Linked DNA regions of Homo sapiens: all the other regions are linked to region 2. A link is a contact called in ENCODE Hi-C or POLR2A ChIA-PET data. All regions are on one chromosome and are shown on one strand. The core of a region is the stretch at or near the end of the contact, and the rest is flanking DNA. Distances in the headings are between cores, read along the strand shown.

The links. A loop is a pair of places that touch in the nucleus more often than their neighbours do. ChIA-PET counts read pairs that join two places held with the same protein, here RNA polymerase II (POLR2A). Pooled maps may share reads with other maps.
Region 1: a loop to region 2 is called in a pooled map, with 3 times the contacts of the local background. The contact joins two enhancer-like sites. A Hi-C loop is called at or near these places in 3 of 50 pooled maps. POLR2A ChIA-PET finds 5 or more read pairs at or near these places in 5 of 52 experiments (Caco-2, GM12878, PC-3 and 2 more).
Region 3: a map of heart left ventricle shows a loop between it and region 2 (2.2-fold over the local background). The contact joins two enhancer-like sites. A Hi-C loop is called at or near these places in 18 of 168 maps with a recorded cell type or tissue (A673, CD4-positive, alpha-beta memory T cell, CD8-positive, alpha-beta T cell and 12 more), 21 of 37 single-sample maps with no recorded cell type and 37 of 50 pooled maps. POLR2A ChIA-PET finds 5 or more read pairs at or near these places in 8 of 52 experiments (AG04450, GM12878, H1 and 4 more).
Region 4: a pooled map shows a loop between it and region 2 (5-fold over the local background). The contact joins the promoter of AMBRA1 here to the enhancer-like site in region 2. A Hi-C loop is called at or near these places in 5 of 50 pooled maps. POLR2A ChIA-PET finds 5 or more read pairs at or near these places in 3 of 52 experiments (CD4-positive, alpha-beta T cell, RWPE1 and naive thymus-derived CD4-positive, alpha-beta T cell).
Region 5: a pooled map shows a loop between it and region 2 (7-fold over the local background). The contact joins two enhancer-like sites. A Hi-C loop is called at or near these places in 1 of 37 single-sample maps with no recorded cell type and 4 of 50 pooled maps. POLR2A ChIA-PET finds 5 or more read pairs at or near these places in 7 of 52 experiments (H1, HepG2, K562 and 2 more).

The regions. Positions count from the first base shown.
Region 1 is chr11:46,558,905-46,562,440 of GRCh38, forward strand. The region is part of intron 1 of AMBRA1 (autophagy and beclin 1 regulator 1); the gene reads right to left. Among named protein-coding and RNA genes, the nearest start is that of AMBRA1, 33 kb to the right of the region's middle. Within about 2 kb of position 1,952, at least 12 of the 41 ENCODE cell types and tissues checked have a DNase peak (open chromatin) inside an H3K27ac peak, as active enhancers do.
Region 2 is chr11:46,241,662-46,245,130 of GRCh38, forward strand. No RefSeq gene overlaps it. Among named protein-coding and RNA genes, the nearest start is that of LINC02710, 24 kb to the left of the region's middle. RefSeq lists enhancers at 765-1,698, 1,699-2,632, a cis regulatory region at 1,385-2,267 and a silencer at 1,711-1,920. Within about 2 kb of position 1,755, at least 31 of the 41 ENCODE cell types and tissues checked have a DNase peak (open chromatin) inside an H3K27ac peak, as active enhancers do; they include heart right ventricle, where a contact is called at or near this core.
Region 3 is chr11:45,963,167-45,966,319 of GRCh38, forward strand. PHF21A (PHD finger protein 21A) reads right to left here. Exons shown (of 19, transcript NM_001352027.3): 10 at 2,149-2,442. Among named protein-coding and RNA genes, the nearest start is that of LARGE2, 42 kb to the left of the region's middle. RefSeq lists a silencer at 2,154-2,351. Within about 2 kb of position 1,890, at least 5 of the 41 ENCODE cell types and tissues checked have a DNase peak (open chromatin) inside an H3K27ac peak, as active enhancers do; they include heart right ventricle, where a contact is called at or near this core.
Region 4 is chr11:46,592,282-46,595,309 of GRCh38, forward strand. AMBRA1 (autophagy and beclin 1 regulator 1) reads right to left here and starts at 1,742. Exons shown (of 18, transcript NM_001387011.1): 1 at 1,547-1,742. RefSeq lists enhancers at 1,494-1,994, 1,497-1,926.
Region 5 is chr11:45,928,937-45,932,038 of GRCh38, forward strand. PHF21A (PHD finger protein 21A) reads right to left here. Exons shown (of 19, transcript NM_001352027.3): 19 at 383-3,102. It overlaps LARGE2 (LARGE xylosyl- and glucuronyltransferase 2), which reads left to right. Exons shown (of 14, transcript NM_001300721.2): 14 at 1-160. Among named protein-coding and RNA genes, the nearest start is that of LARGE2, 7.8 kb to the left of the region's middle. RefSeq lists enhancers at 1,022-1,211, 1,562-1,651. Within about 2 kb of position 1,660, at least 18 of the 41 ENCODE cell types and tissues checked have a DNase peak (open chromatin) inside an H3K27ac peak, as active enhancers do.

The sequences.
Region 1 (3,536 bases), core at 702-3,201, 320 kb after region 2:
AACCCAAAACTATCATAAACAGCAACATCTAGAGTTTTAAAAAGTGTGGTGGTTATGAGTTCAAAGTCATAAATTCAATTTCTACAAGTCAAATACCTTAAAAAGAAAAACCTAAGCCGGGTGCAGTGGCTCACTCCTGTAATCCAGCACTTTGGGAGGCTGAGTCGGGTGGATCACCTGAGGTCAGGAGTTCGAGACCAGCCTGGCCAACATGGTGAAACCCCGTCTCTACTAAAAATGCAAAAATTAGATGGGCGTGGTGGCACGCCCCTGTAATCCCAGCTACTCGGGAGACTGAGGTGGGAGAATTGCTTGAACTCGGGAGGCAGAGGTTGCAGTGAGCCGAGATCACGCCACTGTACTCCGCCTGGATGACAGAGTGAGACCCTGTCTCAAAAAAAAAAAGAAAGAAAAGAAAAGTAAAGACAAGGCTTTGCACCATTACCAACCTAATTTCAGCCAGTCATTTCATTACGCACATGTCATTGATCACGAGAGGGCCAGGCAAGAGAGTAAGCAAAGGACTAATCCATCACTACCTCAACTATAAGTAGGGAAGAAGAAAGAAAAATAACCTCAAAAATGGCAGTAAAATTTTTTTAATCCTCCTATTTGAAACACAGAATATTAAGAACAAAGTACAGAGACAGTGGATATTCTGATAGCAGAGATGAGAATATGGGATATTACACCTTTCGAGCTTGAGAATACTAAATACAAAACCTTCATCCTAATTTACTCCCTAAGAAAGCTGATCCTGCAATCTGGGGATATAGGAGTATCAGTCAAGTTTATAACAAGAATCAGTGATTTAATAAATAAAGATAAGACTAAGAGGTAAGAAGCTTTAATAACTGATTTTTATCGCTGGCTTGTTATATAATCTTGGACAAATCATATCCTCGCTGAATTTCAAGTTTTCCTCCAATATGTAAACTGAAAGTAATAATACCTTCCTTCTATCTTAAAGGAATAAAATCCTTGGAGAATCTTAGGGGAAATGGGTTATAAAATTTCAAGACAAGATTATTACTTTTCAAAGTAAAACTCAAGATAGAACAATAACCAGAGTATGTGATAAACAGAAGTTCACACAAAGAAGTCTCGCACCTACAGTTCTAAGAGAAAGATTGCAAAGGAAACTACAGTGATTATAAAAAGCCACAGATTACATTATCTCTAATTAACCACCTGACAAATTGAAAACAAATAATTCAACAGAACTAAGATCAATCAATTAAAATTATACACAGTCCCTTTCTTTATAAGAAGCCAAAATCCCAGAAATAAACTGTCAACAGACAGAACCTGCACCTCTACTGCACACAGGCAGCAGCATTAGTTTTTTATATATAAACTCAAAATAAGACCGACCTCTGTATAGGATATATCACAAATGGGCTAACAATTTTACAAAATGTTTTGAAGATACAAAACTGAGTAAATTCTAATTACTGTAACTATAATAAGGGGGGAGAAGTGAAGCACCAGCTTTCCTGCTACAGATTTTGCTTACTAGAGCTTTCTAAAGTAACTCACAATGATGCTGCCTAATGTCTGAAACACGGGAAAGCTTGTGCTCAAAACAAAGTGTGATCAAAACCGGAAATAGAAAGCAATAAGACCCAAATTTGAGACTGACAATTTTCCTTACTCCCACTTACCTCAGAAGGATGAAGAAAAAAGAAACGGAAGTTTTATCTGCAAATTATTCTGGAGAAAACAGTGTGCTGAGAACACAAGAACTCCTAAAAACGGAAGGAAGAACAAGGAGGAAAGCACTAAACCAAGAAGAAACTGAAGCTCAATTTTTTGGTTTCAAGCTATCAAAAGAATCAAGAAGACCAAGAAGGCTACTCTTAAATGTACAGAAATGGCAAAAGATTTCCTATTAGCAAGCAACAAAAAAAGAGTAGCTTCTGATGGAAGAAATTTCAGAGGCAAAACAGCTTAACCCCAGAAACGGAAACTGAAACCAGCTGCCTCAAACAGACCTAATGACTTTGGCAACAATATACCTTTCATCCACCAACAATATCAGGAGGCTGGAGTAGGGCCGATTTCAAATCATAAAGGATCACATCTTTCTATTCTCTGCATAGTCTTTGAGAAAGAATCCAACTCCTTCCTGGGAGCACCACATTGCCCCCAATTCTTCCTGGAAACCCCTGGAGCTACAGCAAGAATATTGTTGGGCCAGGCGCAGTAGCTCACACCTGTAATCCCAGCACTTTAAGAGGCCAAGGCAGGTGGATCACCTGAGGTCAGGAGTTCGAGACTAGCCTGGCCAACACGGTGAAACCCTGTCTCTACTAAAAATACAAAAATTAGCTGGGCGTGGTGTCACGCGCCTGTAATCCCAGCTACTCGGAAGGCTGAGGCAGGAGAATCGCTTGAACCTAGGAGGTGGAAGTTGCAGTGAGCCGAGATCATGCCATTGCACTCCAGCCTAGGTAACAAAGTGAGACTCCATCTCAAAAAAAAAAGGAAAGAATATTGTCAGAAAAAAAAAAAAGCTTTGAGAACATTAACCCAGGAATCTTCACAAGTCCTAGGACAGATGTGATTACTCATCAGACAAATAAGAAAAACAAAACCTGGAAGAGGTTAAGAAATTCATCTAGATTCACAGATGAGTCTGGAGCCAAAGCAGGATTTGAATTCAGGCTTTTCCTTCAGATAGTACCAGAGCTACACTCCCAGTCCTTGCTTGGCTTAGTAGATACTGTGTTCAGTGTTTTCCAATCTTATAGTCAGCCCAGGTCAGGTTCTTGGCTGACTAAAATAGGGAAAGAAAAAATTTCCCTCGAGGCTTCAAGAAAAGAAGTCAAATTATTAAACACAGAGTTCTTATGCTAAAAGGCCGACATGCCACCCTACCATGCCAATCACATTTCTTAGCCAATCAAAAGAAGGCATTAGATTTAAGAACCTAGTTATTTAAATCTGAGTAGAAGCTGGATTCCATTTCCCCAACTTTCCAAATAAAGAACACTTAAAGATGGGGAAGGATGTAAAAGCACTGATAAATAACCAACAAGCATTGATTAAGCAGGTATTATGTTGGCACTGTTCTAGGCACTGAGGATACTATAGTAAAGAAGAACATTCTTGCCCCCCAAAAGCTTATGTGATTTTTATATAATTAAATATTAACAATACTTTCAAGTACTGAAAAAGGCTAGAAAGAAAATATGGCAGGTGAAAGAAAACAACACACCCTTTTACCTGGGGTGGCCAGAGAAAGCCTCTCTGAGATGACATTTGAGTTAAGACTGGCATCTTGAAATAGAAACCTTGAGAAAAGAGGCAGGTGAAAAAAATATTTCAAGGAGGATGAGGAGTACCAAGTACTAAGGTCCCTAACAGGTAAGCTTAGCGCATGTGAAGGCCGGAAATAAGGCCAACATGGCTGGAGCACCACTAACAAGGAAGAGAATAAAGACAGGTTGGTACTAGCAGACCATGATAAAATTTGGATTTTATTAAGTGTAATGGGTTACTATTAGAGGATTTTAGCTAAGGAAATGACAAGA
Region 2 (3,469 bases), core at 505-3,004:
CAGCTCACCGCAACCTCAGCCTCCTGGGTTCAAGGGATTCTCCTGCCTCAGCCTCCCGAGTAGCTGGGATTACAGGCATGCACCACCACACCCGGCTAATTTTGCATTTTTAGTAGAGACAGGGTTTCTTCATTTTGGTCAGGCTGGTCTCGAACTCCCGACCTTAGATGATCCGCCCACCTCCCAAGTGCTGGGATTACAGGCATGAGCCACCATGCCTGACCAGACACATCTGACATTCTATCAGCTCCGGGCAGCTTCCTGAGACCATACCTGCTGACTTTAGAACCCCACCTTGGGGGTACCCATTTGGCAGGTTTGGATCCTGATGGACCTTCAGGAGCAGAACTTGGGAATGTTCTAGCTCCAGGACCTGCCAATGCCGTCCCATCCTTTCCTAGTTGGCTTTCCTTCCATTCATAAGAACACTGTGACAACTGAAATAATTCAGGTCATATTTATGAAACATCTATTACAATGAGAATCCCATAGTGACATAATACTCCACTGTTCACAGGAAAATGCTAGCTAAAACAAACAACAGTGACTGTCTGGCAAGGGACGCATCGAATAATGCTTATGAGTCTTTTGGGTCTTTTTTTTTTTAATCTTGGGATCGAGTGATTGATAATAATGAAGGGGAAGGAAGACATTAGGCCTGTTTTAGTTCTCAGAATTATTCACAGGGAATAGACTTTCACCATCAACACCCTAAAGATGCAGAATGCTCAAGGTAAATTGCCAGTTTTTGTCTTTCTGGAAAATCCATTAATACTGAATGATCTTGGTCTTGACCCATTCCAAAAAAAAAAAAAAAAAAGAGGATTGAGCCATGGGATTCAGATTATGTCCTTGAAAATCCCTTTAAAAACTAGATTCCAAATCAGTGCTCTCATTCTTCTTGAATATCCCACCCACCAGCTTAGCTTGTCCTATCCCTTCTAGATACAGCATTATTTTCTCTCTTTGAGGAAGAATGGCCCAGAGGCCGGAAGAGTGAGGGAACGTAAGAACGACTTTTCCACTGACCTGAGTTGCTAAAGCCATTTGGACCCAGAGAACTCATTGTATATGTGTGCTGCTCAATATATATGTGTGCATGAATTTGTGGTTGTGCATTTTCTGGCTAATATCCAAAGTCTTCATAACAAGGGGCCTGAGATACGACAAAAGGAAGACCTATGTGTCAAGGACGTGTGTCCACCCACCAAGAAGTTCTGGATGCCCAAAGGGGCTCCTAGCTCAGGGTCTGTGTGTCCAGCTGCTGGGGTAAAGAGATTTGGAAACCACTGAACATTTCTGCTGGGATCCTTCCAAACCCTTTTGGGAACCGGCAATAGCACTTGTCAGGGGAAATTAGTTCTGCACTTTCACAGAGTGAGAAATTCCTCAGGGGGCATTCTTGTACTTGGGAAGAGAAATCGAACCCAGCTGATTCCTTCAGGGCCCTTGCCATTAATAAAGCAGACGAAGTCCAGTTCAGTTAGTCCCGCCTGGGTCAGGGCGTGGAGTGAGGACAGGAGCAATGGCGTTCAGGGAATTTCACCTGTGGCTATGGCCCTCCTCTGATGGGTGCAAGCTTGATATTTTAGGGGATCGCGTTACCGGCATGTAAACACCGTGAGTGACAGCCAAAGCTCCCAGGCGACCACAGAGGATCTCAAACCCTTCCTATCTTCCTAGAAACCCTGGCAGCCCGACCGGCTGCTTGCTGTCTGATGCAACAGTTTGCAACGCTGTTCTGGGAGTTGAGTCCTGCTGCGGGGCGCCGGGAACCGGGCCGACGCGCATGCGCGGGCTGCGGCCCCGCCCCAAAGGGCGGAGGGGGAGCTTTTCACCAGATGTGCGGGGGGCGGGGCCGGTCGGCCAGGGAGACCTCTGGCAGCTCGCGCCTGCGATCTGAGCTTAATTAAACTTCTCCCGAGGCATTGGCTGACTGATTGACCCAGTGATCCAAAAAAATCAGAGAGGCCCAAATCTCCCCAAACGCACCGGCAGAGCGAAGTTGGGAAGTTGGCTTCGGTTTCCAGACTTGGGCCTTTGGATTCGGCGTCCCTCTCCTGCGCCCCCGATCCGCAGCACTGTCCAGGATCCACAGCTCGGAAGCACAGTCAAGCCTCGCGGGTCTGGGCCCTCACACCACACACTTTCTTAAGAAGGGAGGCATTGTGGCTACGGGGCGGAAAGGAGGCAAGATTTTGATACCTCCTTTGTCAGTATCTCCTCTGCCTCGCTCATCTGTTTTAGGTTTTATGAGCAGGAGACGTCACCGATTATTTTCCAAAATTTTCAGCTGTTCGGATATTGCCTTCACGGTTTGCTTCCATGTCCACATTCCACCACTATTATATATTTTAATAGACTTTTATTTTATTAACTTTTTCTTTAACTTTAAACCGTTTCCCTTTTTTAGATAGCTTTGCCCTAAGCAATAACATTAGCAAAGCTACAGGCTGAAAATAAATTCAAAACTATTAAAATAAAAAATATATATATGGGCTGGTCCGAGTGCAGTGGTGTTTGCAACTAACTGATCACATTCAGTTACAGATTTCTTTCTTTTCTTTTTTCTTTTCTTCTCCACTCACACTGCTTCACTTGACCAGCCATATATATATATATATATATATATATGCTAAATTGTCTCGTCTACCACATTTGGTGAAAAACTCTGGTAATTGCTGGACACAATGGCTCATGTTTGTAATCCCAGCACTTTGGGAGGTCAGCCAGCCTGGGCAACATGGTAAAACCCATCTCTACTAAAAACACAAAAATTAGCTGGGCATAGTGGCGCGTGCCTGTAGTCCCAACTACCGGGGAGGCGAGGTGGGAGGATTGCTTGAGCCCGGGAGGTTGAGGCTGCAGTGAGTTATGATGGTGCCACTGCACTCCAGCCTGGGTGACAGTGAGACCCTGTCTCAAAAACAAACAAAAACTCTGGAGGTAATACTACCTAACATATTGAGTGATTGTCAATGTCTCAGGCATTATTCTAAGCACTTTACATGTTCTTACTCCTTATGACACCACAGAAGGTGGATGTTGTTTACATTTTAAAGGAGAAAAATGAGGCACAGAGAGGTTAAGTAACTTGCCTAAGATCACAGAGCCAGGATGCAAACTCCACTAGCCTGTCTCCAGAGCCTACATGGCTGCCCTATCCAAGGAGGACCCACAGTTTCTCCAAATCTTACCCCTCTTTCAAGGCCAAGATCAAATGTCAGGGCCTGGATGAAGGCTACCTGGGAGATGGGCACACAGGGTACTGGCATAGGGGAGCATGAGAATCCAGTCAGCCAGGGTTCAGGTACTGGTTTTGCTGTTACTAATTTTATGATCTGAAGCTTTTAGTTTCTTCATCTGTAAAATAAGCAGAATCATTATTTATTTATTTATTTATTTATTTATTTATTTATTTATTTATTTATTTTTGAGATGGAGTCTCGCTCTGTCACCCAGGCTGGAA
Region 3 (3,153 bases), core at 640-3,139, 280 kb before region 2:
CCCACCACTTTGGGAGGCCAAGGCAGGTGGGTCGCCTGAGGTCAGGAGTCTGAGACCAGCCTGGCCAACATGGTGAAACTCCGTCTCTACTAAAAATACAAAAATTAGCCGGGTGAGATGGCGGGCACCTGTAATCTCAGCTACTTGGGAGGCTGAGGCAGGAGAATTGTTTGAATCCGGGAGGTGGAGGTTGCAGTGAGCTGAGATCCCACCATTGCACTCCAGCTTGGGTGACAAGAGTAAAACTCTGTGTCAAAAAAAAAAAAAAAAAAGAAAAGAAAAAAAAATCTGTAAGAATATAATCTAAACTGTTAATAGTAATTAACTCCTGGGGGTAAAATTATGATAAAAGTTTACTCTCTCTTTAGATTACGGGGAAAAGCACCTTCTACAATTTATATTTTTGTAATGTTTGAATCTGTTTTAAAAATGAACTTGTACTATCTTTGTAATCAGAAAAGAAATGTAAAAATAAAATGAAACCAAAACAATTTGTCTCCTAAAAATATCTTTATCAAAAAAAGAGGTAAAGAGAAATAATATTTAATAACCTAAAATAGTGTTGTGAAACGAGGTTCTGTGGAACACTGAGGCTCCTCAGAGGTTCTTTGAGAGCCAGTGCAAAACAACAGGTCCCCACCCAAACTCCTAAGCTTGAGCATCTGACTCTCAGTAGTTTAATACCAAAGTTCTGCTGTCAATAAGTTTGAAATTTTCTGTGTTAAAATATGTGTAAATAATTTATTTCTGGGCTGGGCGTGGTGGCTCATGCCTGTAATCCCACCACTTTGGGAGGCTGAGGCAGGCAGGTCACTTGAGGTTGGGAGTTTGAGATCAGCTGACCAACATGGAGAAACCCCGTCTCTACTAAAAATACAAAATTAGCCAGGCATGGTGGCTGACGCCTGTAATCCCAGCTACTCAGGAGGCTGAGGCAAGGAGAATCACTTGAACCTGGGAGGCGGAGGTTGCAGTGAGCTGAGATCGTGCCATTGCACTCCAGCCTGGGCAACAAGAGTGAAACTCCATCTCAAAATAATAATAATAATAATAATAATAATAATAATAATTTATTTCTGAATGTTTCTCAAAGCACTTCCTGGGGTTTGAATAGGTTCCCCAGGAATTGAGATGTGTTCTTGTGTTTCCTAAGCACAGATTTTGATAACTAGCTTCTTGAATGCAAGGTCTGCCGCATTTGTGAGCTGCCTGGGTTTAAGGTCTAGTACCCTATGCATAGGTTCCTCTGCTCAAGAAGACTAAGGCAGCAGGCAGCATCTGAACAGCCTCTCTGAATCATGGTCCATCCAGAAGCAGAAGATTCAGGATCACCACAGACTATTTTCAGATAAATGAGAAGTCAAGACTGAACAATTAGAAATAGGTCGATGACTTTTTAAAGCAACTTTCTTGAGAGAGAATGCTTTTCTTTGCCAAATTCTTCTTTCTCATCACTAGTCGTTTTTCAAATAGGATACGGTGACTGCCTATAAATCCTTCTTGTTTTCAGAGGTCTTTCTGCTACAGAACCTTCAAGTATTTTTGCAGGTTACTTGTATGTCTCTAGCCTCGTTTTTTAAGATAAAATCTGACTTCAGGAAATATAAATGAAATGTTTCAATATTTGAGCTAAAATATCTGCATCCTCTAAAGTTAAAGAATGCTTTTTGGAAATTTTAATTTTTTTTGTTTGGCTCCCCATTATCTGTAACAATCAAAGAAAAGTCTTTGAAATGAAATCCCTTTCCCTGTTTTGTTTATTCTTCCTGACTTTCACAGTCCTACCTTCATCTGGATTCTTATTGGGCCGAAACTAACATGGCGTTTTCTGTTTACTACCTCATCTGTGCTTACTGACGGAGGGCAGCAGAGCCTGTCTGTGAATTTCCACATCAGAACCACCAGGGGGAGCTCACTCACACAGGAATCCCAGCCCATCTACGAGGGGATGGTGGGAAAAGCAAACCAACTTTCTTCAGTAAGAATGACCCTTCTGCACGTGGATGAATTATCGCACATAAGCGACAGCTTACTGACAATGGTGGTGAGATGAAGAGCCCTTGAGAAAATGTATTTAGAGAAAGCCCAGCAGCCATATGCCTCAACGACAAGGCTACTGCCCAGAGCAGGTACATACTCTGCCTGTACCTGTTTTTCAAGACTTGGCTTGCTAAGCTGTACAGTTTGAGGTCCAGCGAGTCTGGTCCCTGGAGTAGCTATCACAATGCTGGTGAGCTGGGCCATGGGGAACGTTTTGGCTATGGTTGCAGTCTGCCCATTGACGACACGGACGGGGTGGATGGAATTCTGGGATGTGGGAAGGGTTGTGGGGGTGAACTTGGTCAGCATGACGGGCCTCTGGATAAGCTGAGGAGCTGCGAGCATGGGAGGTGGTGCTGGGGCAATAGGAATGTTATTCTGGGCCACAGGCTTGGGTCGAACCTATAGGGGAAAGAGAGAATAATTATTGTATTACTTAAGCTGCTCAAGTCCTATAAAAGCAAATCTTCCACACTCTATGTATGAAATGGTGTTTAATACACTTATTAATGTTCATTTTGGTACATTAATTCTATAGACCTCAGGGCATATAATCTTATACAAGACTCATCAGCTCTTGAGGTCCAAACCTCACCCTAGAACATAGCTTTTGATTCTAAACCCTGAGCTCCCTCTTCTATACCATGCCACCTCTTCTAGCTGAGGTCAAAGGCCTAATCCAGAGACTGGTCCCACCCAGAACTTGTGCACAGTATAGTCATAATGTTGCCAATAGCCTTAACTCGCATTTGAAATTTCTTCATATCCACAGCTTCAGTGCACCCCCATTTCTGGCCCTCTAACTCCCTGTTCTTGGCCACTCCTCCTCTCAGTCTCCTTTGTGGGCTTACTCTTCCTCTGCCTCATCCTAAATGTGAGTATTTCTTAGGATTTTTTTCCCTGGCACCCCTTTTCTTCCCAATGTTCTCATTATTCCTAGGAGCTTTTGCCCATCTCATGGCTTCAATTACCATCTATGTACTGAAGACTCACACTTTTACCTCAGAACCTGAGACACTTCCTGAACTTCAGAATTATACAATACTTGAATATCTCAAAAGTTCAAAATCAACATGTCTAAGACTCATCAATTTCTTCTTCCAATCTTCTCTT
Region 4 (3,028 bases), core at 492-2,991, 350 kb after region 2:
ATGGTACTGAATCCGATGAAAATAACAGACTTAGTCCCCAGACTTTCCAAGCTGGGAAGGAAAAGGGAACCACAAAGGAGTTCCCAAAGCGTTAACCTTTCATTTAAATATCTCAATATTTGAATGATTTCTACACACAGCCTTTTTTAGCTTTTGTATGTGCAGTGACCAAACTACTAATCAAATACAACAAAACTGGGCGGGCGCGGTGGATGCCTGTAATTCCAGCACTTTGAGAGGCCGACGTGGACGAATCACTTGAGGCCAGGAGTTCAAGACCAGCCTGGCCAACATGATGAAACCCCGTCTTTACTACAAATACAAAAATTAGCCGAGTGTGGTGGCGCGCGCCGGTACTTCCAGCTACTCGGGAGTCTGAGGCAGGGGAATCGCTTGAACCCGGGAGGCAGAGGTTGCAGTGAGCCAAGATCGCGCCACTGCACTCCAGTTTGGGCGACAGAGCTAGCCTGTCTTAAAAAAAAAAAAGAAAAAAGAGAGACAGACTCCTTGGGTTTCCATTGGATACTCCCCAGAAAGCAGACCCTCACAGGACAAGCGTTTGCCTTCAAAGTCTTGACCATCCTCTACTAGACTCTAACCTCTAACCACAAACACCATAGTTATAAGATTTCCAAAGAGGCTGGGGAGAAGGAGGATAAATCAACCAGGAAACAATGTAGACAACAAGGTTATCAGGAAACAAAGTAGACAACAAGGTTATCAGGAAACAAAGTAGACAACAAGGTTATCAAGAAACAAAAAGAAACTGTCATTGCTACACTAGTTAAAATGATACAGACTTTGAAAAGCAAAACAGCCAAGAAACCACATGGTTCCTTTACTTCTGAAGCCTCTTGTGACAGGATCTATATTCCTAACAGTCTATATTCCTAGGAAAATTGGGATCACAGACGATCAAACAATAACTCACTGTTTTCATAACTTGACTGGTAAGTGGGGGGAAGGGAATTGGTAAACGACAAAAAGTGACTTACAGTGAATTTAATGATCTGTTGGGGATATGTGGGGAAGTCACGTCCCAGACATCAGCCTCAGTTTACCCACCCAGAAAAAGGCGAGAACATAACACTTCGCTCAGAAGAGCCAGAGGGCCTTGTTCCATAAGCCTCCACCTACTCAAAGGTCCCTTCAAAGGCTGGACTCAGTAGGGGTCCCCAGTGCAATTGAGGCATGACACCCGGAGACTTCGGGGTGGGGGGAAAAGGAGAAAGGAAGGAGGGTCAAAGTGCGCAAAGCTCTATCGGTTCCTGGAAAGCCATTTTCGCCACACACTGGGGGTGCCCTAGACCCAACATCTCCTCCCTAAAGAACCACACCGGGAAGCCCCAGCAACTCTCCCTCCTTTCGGCTTCTCCCTCGGTTCCGGGCTGCCCCTCCGGCCGCGCCCCTCAACGCAGTCCGGTAGCCCCTCCTCTGGCAGTGTCACGGCGGCCGGCCAGCCTGCCCACCCGCCGGCGCCAAGGTCTTCTCAACCCCGCGGCGGAAGGATGCCGGGCTGGGCCTCCCAGGCTCCTCCTGGGCCTACCTGCAAGGCAGACGGGAGCTCGGTTTGCAGTCCAGCGAACGGGCTGAGCCACAGGGAAAAAGAAAGAGGAGACAGGAATAAAGGAAGGGGTCCGTTCTACCGACCGGCAGGAGAAGGCGGCTTGAGCGCGGGGCCTCGCGGACAACTCAGCCCTCGACCCGGCGCCGCCGCCGCTCAGGAGACATCAAGCAAGAAGACGGCGCAAAAGATCACCGAATACAAGAACGCCCCAGACATCAAAGGAGGAACGCCCAAGCAATCGTTCAAGGAACCACAGCCGAGCGCCGAAAAACAGCTCAACTCCTACTCAAGGTCCGGCTCCTGTCTGAGGCGTAAATAAACAAACCCAGATCATAAGCCACGGGTTAAAAAAGAGCCTGCACTTCTGCCATTTTCTGTGGGTCGCCGGCTGTTAAAGTTCTTTAGAGAACTGGAGTTTCTCGTGAATGTGTTGAAGATCAAATCATAGCGCAATAACACTTGTTGTGTAACTATAGTCCCCCAACTGTTCTATGGACTCCCAACACTCTTTATCCCAATTGAGCAAATTAGTTAACCTCATTTGACCCTTAGTTTCCTAACAGAGCAGTGAGGGGAATTAAAAATCATAGAGACAGAAAACGAGAGAGAATTCAAGCTGAGGAACAAAATGAACAGTCTACGTAAAAGCTCCAGTTTAGTCCCCACAAAGCATGACCAAGAGAAGCTGGGAAAACCCAGAATTATGTAGCCTGACCTTAAGGCAGGGGGAAAAAAAGCACACGGATTGCTTTTCTCTTTTATTTTCTTCCAAAGGCCTAGAGCCACAGGTGTGCTTCTTACATAATAAGCAAAAGTCTCTTTGGGTTCAGAACCTGATAAAGTGTTGACATTTTCATCACCACAACAATGGCTTTTTTCTGTAGTCTCTTAGTTGATAAATGAATATGCTCAGCACAAATATGGATTAATATGTACATCCTAGATGTGATTCAATAAATCACAAAGATCACTGCAAGTATGGTTACCAATTGTGAGCAATCATAGTCTACCTTACCTGCTCCTAGGGAGGTTTACACCCTTCCCCACTACTCAGAGAGGAAGGGTGTAAAAAGGAAACAAGATAGTCCCAGTTTGTCGGGCGCAGCGGCTCACGTCCATAATTCCAGCACTTTAGGAGACGAGGCTGGTGGATTGCTTTGAGCCCTGGAGTTCAAGACCAGCCTGGGCAACATGGTGAGACTCCAGTCTCTATAAAAAAAAAATAAATAAATACAAAAAGTTAGCCGGGCCTGGTGGCTCCCGCCTGTAGGCCCAGCTACTCGGGAAGCTAAGATGAAAGGATATCCTGAGCCCGGGAGGTGGAGGCTGCGATGAGCCATGATCACACCATTGCACTCCAGCCTGATCTATGGAGCAAGACCCTATCTTAAATTTTTTTTTTTTTAAATGCCGGGCGCAGTGGCTCACGCCTGTAAGCCCAGGACTTTGGGAGGCCGAGGC
Region 5 (3,102 bases), core at 410-2,909, 310 kb before region 2:
CTCTGGGAAGGGCTGGGGCAGAGCATCTGTGGGGTGGGGTCTTCCCCTTGCTGCTATTGTATGGCTGGGGACTGGTCTCTCTCTGCCCCAGCCAGTTTGGGGCTGGTTCCCCCATCTTGAATTGTTTATCCCTTTTTCATAATTAAAGTTTTAAAACATCTTTTTTGTGTTCCTGGTTTGGGGGAGCAAGGGCACTCTGGGGCTAGGGCGTCAGTGCACAAGGGAGGTGCTACATCCAGCTGGGGTCACAGGAGGGCCTGGGCCCTTAAGGGCAAGCACCCCCCCGCCCCCCACCCCCAGACAGCCAGTCAGGGAGGGCAGAGGCTGGGACTGGAATGTGTCCTGCCCACCCTCCCCTGCCCCAAACCCAACACCATGAGGCTGAGAGGCTTTATTTGGCTTTATTTAGTAAAATGTTAAAATAAATAAATACAAATTGATCAGCTGCTCTGTATCCCCCCCCACCCCCTCAAAACAAAAACCAAACAAACAAAAACAAAAACTTTGAAGCACAAAACTCCAAATACAAGTCTACCAAGACTGAAATCACAAAGGGCATGGACAAGAGACAGGGTTGGGGTCTGGCTGGCTCTTCTCTGCTAGGAGCTGGCTGACCTCTGGCCTGCCCGTCCCATCCCGCCTGACTGCAGCTCACCCTGGGCTGAGGACCCACGGACACCGGAGAGAGGTGAGGGTCCAAAGGCTGCTGGGGAAGGGGTAGGGGGGTGGGGTCCTCAGGGAGGAAGGGCCTTGTGGGAGGGGGCGCCAAGTGGAACTGGAGAGCCCTGCTTCCGTTTAGAGGAGGTATTTTTCAGAGTTCCTACCCCGGCTTTCTGGAGGGCAGCCCCAGCTTCCTGCCCCTCACTTTAGCAAGGGGCCAGAAGACTGCCCAGGGCTGCCCACTCCTGTCTTGGAGAGGAGCTGACTCAGAGGACAGTCTAAGTCAGGGTGAGGATGGGAGTCCTGCTTCCTGCCAGGGGTGCCCGGCAGAGGGACAGGGGCGAGGTTCACACAGAGCAAAGTTGCCTCCACTCAACAGAAGCCACGGGATCTGGAGAACCCAGGCCCTGGAAAATGCACCTGGGCCACCATCCATCTCATTACCCTAAGAGCCTTTTGCCCCTGGGTAAAAAGTCTCCTAAATTCAGCCCTTTAGATAAATAAGAAGGACCACGCCCTATAAGAGAATGAAGAGAGGAAACCACTGAAGAGTGTGTGTGAGCTGGGAGGTGACAGCCCAAGGGAGGCTCTGATGGCCCCAAGAGAGAAGTATCAGAGGTGGCTGGAGAGGCAGCCGTGCATGCGGAGACGGAAGCGTGCTGCAGACACGGTCACCCTCACGGAAACAGCTGTGTGTAACCACCTCCATGCACGCTGCCTGTTGGGCCTGAGCCAAGCAGCAGCAGGGACAGAGAGGCAGGTGTTGCAGGGAAACCAGGCACACGATGGTGCCAGCTGGAGGCTGCCAGGGCGGCCCCACCAGGGACTGCCCCTAACTGCCTCCCTATGTCAGGTACAACCAGCAGGCTTACCCCAAAGGGCCTGATAAGGAAGGAAGAAATCAAAACCCCAGAGGAGCTCAGCACAGGTGAGACAAGACCCAGCAGGCTCCATGAAAGAAAAAGGACCCACAGGCAGCAAGAATGCAGAGGTGGAGATGACAGCAACATGGCCTCACTGTTACCAGGATGCAGCGCCTGGACAGGAGCTGGCAGGGGACTCCCAGTCATCACTGCCACCAGGGCGCAGCGCCTGATCAGGAGCTGGCAGGGGACTCCCAGTCAGGGCCCAGTGGGCAGCCGCTCCAGCTCTCTGAAGTGACTACAAAGCCAGCTGGTCTCAAAAGTGGCTGTCAGAGCAGCTAAATTCTGGGCCGTGGGGAAAGAGCAGCGGAGGGAAGGAGGAGGAAGCAAGTGGAGGTGGCTGGGGTGGGGCAGTGTCACGAGCGTATGTCTCAGGTGGTCACAGGCCCCCCCCCCTCCCCGCCCAGGTCTGAGGGGACAGTGAAGGACAGGGAGATTGGGTGCCAGGGGCCTCTTCTTTACAGTAAAGCAGTGTTTTGGAATTTGAGTGCAGAATGTAGGTTTGGGGGCTGGGTTGCATCTCGTACTCCATACTAGCTGACTCCCAAAACAGCTCACATCTGAATGTCAGGAAGAATCCACAGCCCAGCTGCAGGCGAGGTCAGAATGTACCCGACACTGCTGAGGGCGGCAGGCAAAGCCCTGGTCAATTCCTAGCCCCGTCCTCCGACCCAAGACTCCTAAGGCAGCTCCTCTCTGAGCAAAGGCCTCTAGTGATGATGGTTTCCCAACTTCTTTCAGGAAAAGGTAAGTTAGGTGTTGTGTGGCAACCCCCAGATGGGCCCAGACAAGTTGAGGGGAAGAGCTCTAGACAGGGCAGACAGCCTGCTGCTGGTCTCTGATCCTCTGCCAACGATTCCTCCAACTAGTCCAGGCATCTCCAAGGCTCCCTGACTAGACACAGCACCTTGGTTTCTGAATGAGAAAAGGGAACTCTTTCCCCCTCAGCCAATCAAGCAGCCAGGGCCTAACTCTGAGGCCTGTTCAGCCTAACTTAATTCCTTCTTCTGAGGCCCCTGGGAAGATGAAAGGCGATGGCTGATAGAGATGAGACACATTTTACTCTAAGAAGTGTCTCTTCTCTGTTGCATTTGCTTTCAGATCTGTCTTTGTCTCTCTGGGCCTAATTGGGTGGGAGAGAAGCTGATAGGATCGTTTCTACCTCTCCTAGACTCTGGCCATTCCCAGGGCCTGGAGTGGGCTTGGGGGAGATGCTCCAGCAGGGCCAGGGTACAGAGCCTCCACCGCCCTCCCATCGGCCAGGGGCACGCAAGGGGCAAAGGTCTCCAGCGAGAGCACAAATCTGACACAATTTACTTCTGACAAGGCAAGATGAGAGAATGGTCTGAGTCTTTCACAACCCTGGTTTTCTCAAGGAGAGGCCACAACCGGCCAAGCCGAGGCAAGCGCAGCAATTCTAGCCCAGGGTCACCCAGGAGGCTTGTGGGTGGGTGGAGTGGAGTAAATTTCTGGTGCCTGGAGCCAACAGGCAGAGAAAGGAGTGGGAGCTTCAGACCTC